2 separate regions of the Homo sapiens genome follow, and region 2 is linked to region 1. Evidence: read pairs that join two places in POLR2A ChIA-PET (ENCODE). Cell type or tissue: OCI-LY7. All regions are shown on one strand. Links, peaks and the distances in the headings refer to the core of each region. The heading gives the core; the rest is flanking DNA.

The links. ChIA-PET counts read pairs that join two places held together with the same protein. Peaks named below come from ENCODE experiments on the same cell type or tissue, not always from the same donor. Only the 100,000 strongest peaks of a DNase experiment are listed, where the experiment ranks them.
Region 2: POLR2A ChIA-PET joins it to region 1 with 5 read pairs; 1 of 35 experiments calls an interaction of 5 or more read pairs at or near these places.

Annotation. Positions count from the first base shown.
Region 1 is chr19:19,153,920-19,156,817 of GRCh38, forward strand. The region is part of intron 5 of BORCS8-MEF2B (BORCS8-MEF2B readthrough); the gene reads right to left. The region is part of intron 1 of MEF2B (myocyte enhancer factor 2B); the gene reads right to left. Among named protein-coding and RNA genes, the nearest start is that of MEF2B, 15 kb to the right of the region's middle. RefSeq lists a silencer at 1,672-1,741 and an enhancer at 1,962-2,141. In OCI-LY7, for the core only: a CTCF peak has its summit at 1,030; DNase peaks (open chromatin) are centred at 1,072, 1,772 and 2,233; H3K4me3 peaks cover 1,951 bases; H3K27ac peaks cover 2,500 bases.
Region 2 is chr19:18,592,661-18,595,502 of GRCh38, forward strand. It overlaps CRLF1 (cytokine receptor like factor 1), which reads right to left. Exons shown (of 9, transcript NM_004750.5): 7 at 1,587-1,774; 8 at 1,405-1,447; 9 at 577-919. The coding sequence ends at 906. Among named protein-coding and RNA genes, the nearest start is that of REX1BD, 5.3 kb to the left of the region's middle. RefSeq lists an enhancer at 396-897 and silencers at 1,531-1,620, 1,641-2,030. In OCI-LY7, for the core only: CTCF peaks have their summits at 1,838 (motif pointing right) and 2,048; DNase peaks (open chromatin) are centred at 1,281 and 1,741; H3K4me3 peaks cover 1,833 bases; H3K27ac peaks cover 625 bases.

The DNA of each region.
Region 1 (2,898 bases), core at 310-2,809:
TTTATTTTCTTTTTGTAGAGATGGAGTCTCACTATGTTGTCTAGGTTGGTCTCAAACTCCTGGCTGGAAGTGATCCTCCTACCTCACCCTCCCAAAGTGCTGGGATTCCAGGTGTGAGCCACTGTACCTGGCCCACTGTGGGCCTTCTGAGCTGGAGGAGGGCTGTGGATTTTGGTCTAAGAGTGATGTGGAGCTATGAGAGCATATTTTATTTTATTTCCTATTGTATTTTATTTTTTATTTTTAATATATATATATTTTTGAGATGGAGTTTTGCTGTGTCACCCCGGCTGAAGTGCAGTGGCGTGATCGCGGCTTACTGCAACCTCCACCTCCCAGGTTCAAGTGATTCTTCTGCCTCAGCCTCCCAAGTAGTTGGGACAACAGGCATGTGCCACCATGCCCAGCTAATTTTTGTAGTTTTAGTAAAGATGGTGTTTCACCATATTGGTCAGGTTGGTCTCAAACTCCTGACCTCATGATCCGCCCGCCTTGGCCTCCCAAAGTGCTGGGATTACAGGCATGAGCCACCGCGCCCAGCCTTTTATTTTATTTTTTGAGACAGAGGCTTGCTCTGTCATGTAGGCTGGAGTGCAGTGGCACAGTCTTCACCTCCCGGGTTCAAGCGATTCTCCTGCTTCAGCCTCCCAAGTAGCTGAGATTACAGGTGTGCACCACCACACCTGGCTAATTTTTGTATTTTTAGTAGAGACAGGGTTTTGCCAAGTTGGCCAGGCTGATCTTGAACTCCTGACCTCAAGGGATCCGCTGGCCTCAGCCTCCCAAAGTGCTGGGATTCCAGGCGTGAGCCACTATGAGAAGGTTTTAAGCAGAGAAGGGATGGGGCTTGGTTTATTATTTTAAGACTCAGCTCATGGCTTCCATGGGGAGCAGGTCTGTTGGAGGCCAGGGTGGAGATCATGGGCGGCTGGAGAGAAGGCAAGGGCTGTGTCCGTCTTGACAGAGACTGGGGGTAGGGCCCCCTCTGTGCTAGGCCTGTGCCTTGCACTTTAAGTCACTGTACTCCAGGGTGCGTTAGTCCTCCAGAAGCCAGCAGGCCCTACACCAACTCTGGAGGCAGGCCTGACAGGTGCAGATGAACTCACGCAGGAGTTTCACTCTCCTGAACCCCAGTGACATTGGAACCAAAGCCATCCTCCACTCTAGCCCCTGAGGGAATCTACCCAACCAAACACAGCTCTGAGCATGGCCCCCTCCTGCTCATACACTCTCCATGGCTCCCCACTGCCCTTATGAGAAAGTTCTAGCACCTAGCCTGGCATTCAAGTCTTCTTCCCAAATCAGCTCTTGCCTACTTCTCTCTCTTCGATAAATATCTCTGACTAGAAGGACCCTTTCCCCTTTTTCACCAAGCCAACTCCTATCCAAACGTCAAAACCCAGTTCAAAAAACCCATTCCTCTAGGAAGTCCTCCCTGCCATTCTTCTGGTCTCCCAGAGTCACCATCCTCCTCTAGGTCAGATTCCATGGCATTGGGGGTATATATATCCAGATTTGTCTCCTCCAGACTAAAAGCCCCTCTGGATCAGGGCCAGGAATGGACAGTAAGGTTTGGTGAGCAGAGTAGATCAACAGAGATGTCACTGACCCCCTCCACAACCCTACAGCTTCCCTCAACAACTTCCTCTCAGACTGCCCCAGCTGATACCCTGCCCAGAAATACATGCACATGCAAATCCAGCCACTCAGCATTGACCTGTCTCGGGCCCAGGTGTGAAGGGCCAGGCAAAGAATGCGGAGGCGGCAGGCCAGAGTGTGCATGTATATTTGTAGTCACATGCAAATCCCTGCCCAGAGCCGCAGACAGACCCTGGTGGCCCATTCTCCAGATGTTGGTGTGATCGGAACTGCTGGGGGAGGTGGCAGCACAGGCTGAATGTGCCAGGCACGAGGGGGGAAGCTGAGGTTTGGGGAGGCCTCTTCCGCACACACATACCCTCCCTGCTTTGTCCAGCCAGAAATCAGAGAGCTGTGGCATCTGCCCAGCGCAGAAGCACAGAGGTGGACCTATTGACCAAGGAATGGAGCACAGAAGAAAGAACAGGAGAAGAAACCCAGGAGAGCTTCTTGGGGGAGGAGGCATGTAGTTGGATGTAGACGCAGAGGCTGGATGGGAGCCTGAGTAGAAGGGGAGGGAGGTGGGAATTTGAAGCTAAGAGTCCAGTACCTTCCTACTCCTTTCATTGCACCCTCATACTTAGCGTTTATTAAGTATCAACCTGTGCAAGTCACTGAGCCAAGCTGACCTCAGAAGAAGTAGAAAGCTTAAGTAGACCAACAACCATAGAAGATTAGAAAGGTGACTCAGGACCTACCATTAAAAAGGTAATAAAGTGGGCTGGGCATGATGGTTCACACTTGTAATCCCAGCACTTTGGGAGGCCGAGGTGGGAGGATTGCTTGAGCCTAGCGGTTCAAGACCAACCTAGGCAACATAGCGAGACCCCTATCTCTAAAAAAAAAAATTTTTTTTTTAAAGGCAATAAAGTTCAAGGCTGCAGTGAGCTTTGAGCTGCTGCACTCCAGCCAGGGCAACAGAGTGAGACTCTGTCTCTAAAAAAGAATAATAATTTCAAAATTAAAATAATAACTAAAAAACATGTTTAAAGGCCCAGGTGGTTTTACAGCTATTTTCTCAAATCTCACAGAACAGGAAAGTGCAGCATTATTTCAGTGAACTTAGATCTTTGAAATAGACGGGATCTAGCCGAGTCACTTTTTTTGTTTTTGAGATGGGGTCTTCCTCTGTCGCCCAGGCTGGAGTTCAGTGGTGCAATTATAGCTCACTGTAGCCTTGAACTCCTGGGCTCAAGTGATCCTCCAGCCTCAGCATCCCGAGTAGCTGGGATTACAGCTATGTGTCACCACACCCAGCAA
Region 2 (2,842 bases), core at 343-2,842, 560 kb before region 1:
GAGTACAATGGTACGATCTCGGCTCACTGCAATCTGCACCTCCTGGGTTCAAGTGATTCGCCTGCCTCAGCCTCCTGAGTAGTTGGGATCACAGGCATGCACCACCACGCCCAGCTAATTTTGTATTTTTAGTAGAGACGGGGTTTCTCCATGTTGGTCAGGCTGGTCTTGAACTCCTGACCTCATGTGGTCCACCCATGTCAACCTCCCAAAGTGGCGGGATTACAGGCGTGAGCCATGGCGCCTGGCCAATTTTTTGCTTTTAGTAGAGATGAGGTCTCCCTTTGTTGCCCAGGCTGGTCCCCAACTCCTGGCCTTGAGCAGTGCTCCCAGCTTGGCCTCCTAAAGTTCTGGGATTACAGGCATGAGCCTTTGCAGCCAGCCAGCTCAGGTATTTTGAATCACATTCTCCAAGGAGTTCAGAATCAGACCTTGCAAATACTGGATAGACAGTCTGAAGTCCTGGGAGGTGAAAATTCTAATCTCAAAGGGTCATTAAGACGCCTCACATTCCCCTCAAATCTCACAGCCCCCACCCCAGGCCAGGCAGGCCCCAAACTCACCTTCACAATCACAGCACCTAAATAGCTCATTTATTTAAAAGGACTCTTTTGGAGGGGCCCTAGGTAATGGGGAGTAATGACTCCCCTTCTCACCCCCAGCCCTGGCAGGGGTTCTAGGCAACTCAACCAACCCTCACACACACACACACACCCACTGGGGTGCACCCAAAGGTGGCCTCACGTGGGAGTCAGAGCTGTTATGGCCGTTGGAGCTCAGGGGCCACCCCAGCTCCTGCTGAGGGTGGCTCAGGTGCCCTGAAGTGAGGGTACAGAGGTGGCCCCAGTTTGGGTTCGGCCTCTGCGTCTCCACGTGGCAGGGAGGGTGGCCTGAGCCCCTACAGCTTATCTGGCAGGACCTGCAGGCAGAGGGGAAGCCAAGCTAAGCAGGGAGTCCAGGAGAGGGCCGCACCACAGAGCCACTGAAGGAGGCTTCATTCGTGTCCTGTCCCCACCGCTTCTGGCTGTGTGACTTTGGGCAGGGTCCTGCCCCTCTCCGGGCCTTGGCGAGGCTATCTGAGCTGCAGGTAAAGCACTTGGCGCGGAGCCAGTATGCAGTAGGCGCCCATGCGTGCTAACTAGGGTGAGTATGTTCATTCATTTCGGAGGAGATTCCACTTCGGACATTTTCAGGGCATTGAATGTTCTTAGGCTAAAGGAGACAATGCCAGTTATACAGTAAGTGCTAAGTAAATGCTGATGAATAACAAAGGAAGAGGACGGATTCCATCTCAGCGACTCTAAGGCTGGGGTTGGGAGGCGTGGGGGTGTGAACAAGACCTGCAGCCACCGGAAGGGGCCCTCCCCTTGCTCCCTCCCGCCCACCCATTCAGGCCCACCTTACCTCTCGCCGTGCCCCGTCTGCCCGAGGGCAGGATCCCCTCGTCCTGTGCTTGGAAGGAAGGCAGAGGTGTCGTGGGGGCTGCAGACCTGCGTCCACAGCCTGCTGTCTTCCCCCTCCCCTGTTTTCTGGGCCCCCCCAGCTCCCTGTCCCCACCCCCACGCCCGAGGGTCCCTCCTTCCTACCTGGTTGCGGGTCTTGTGCGACTTCTGCATCCAGGCTCGCCACTGGTCGTAGAGGCGGAAGCTGAGGTTGGAGCAGTACGCGTGCTTCTTGAGCCAGCCCAGGAACTGCTTGAGCTCGCGCCGCACCGGCCCCGAGCTCGGCTCTCCGCCCCGCGGTTCGCACGCCCCGCCGCCCGGGCCCGGGCGCTCTGGTGGTGGGCGGAGCGGCAGTGTCAGAGCGCGCCCGGCAGGGGGTGCGCGCGGGCAGGAGAGGGGAGACCCCGGCGCGGCGGGACCATGCTCCCCTCGGGGAACCTCCCTCCCCGTTTCTCAAGGACCGAGTCCTCCCCGCGGCCCTGCACAGCAGCCCAGCTGCGCCCCTGGCCCGGCTGCGCCCCTGGGGAGGTGGGGGGGAGGGGGAAGGAAGGGGCTCCTCCTCCACATCTCCTCCAGGAACCCGATTCCTGTGGCCTGAGCCAGGTGCGAGTGGAGTGGGGGGAGGGGAGAATGAGAGAGGCCAGAGCCGGGGGGATGAGACATAGAGATAGACAGACAGAGCAGGGGGCCGAAAAAGAGAAAGGGAGAAAGACGCACGGATGAGAGAGCCGGGGCCAGGGATGGAGAGATGGAGACGCAGGGTGGGTGAAAGCCAAGGGTGTCAGCCCAGGAGGAAAGGGCCTGATCAGGGTAGGACAGAAACCCTGGGGACATAGGGACAAAGAGATCGAGACAGAGACACAGAGGAAGAGTGACAGATGAAGGGAGACCGAGTGCAAGATGACCCCATGGGACTGTCCCCAGCATGGGCCCATGGGACAGGGAGTGGGCCAGGAGGGCCAGGTGGGAGGCCTGCCTGTCGGTCCAGCTGCCGGCTGCAGCCAGCCCCCAGCAGGCCGGCGGATAAGGACATCGGCCTCACGTCATAAATAAAGCCGGGGACCCGCTGACAGGCCCTGGCACGGCCCCGGCCCCCGCCGCCCCTGCTGGCCTTCCCCGGCCTCCCCAGCCTCCCCTGCGGACGCAGCGGCCTGCTGGCTCCTGTGCAAGAATCGCAGGTGCCGGGCACGAGCAGGGGCCAAGGCTCAGGCCCCTCCCGGCTGCGCTTGCTCCCGCCCACCCCTGAACCTGGAGGGGCCCAGGATAGGGGCTGGGGAGCTGGCTGGAGCCTGACTCTACCCCTCCCTAGCTCTGGGACCCTCTCTGGGCCTCAGTTTCCCTATCATCTCACGAGCCAGAGTGAGCTTGGTCTTCCCGGTGAACTAAGTTTAGACCTGTGT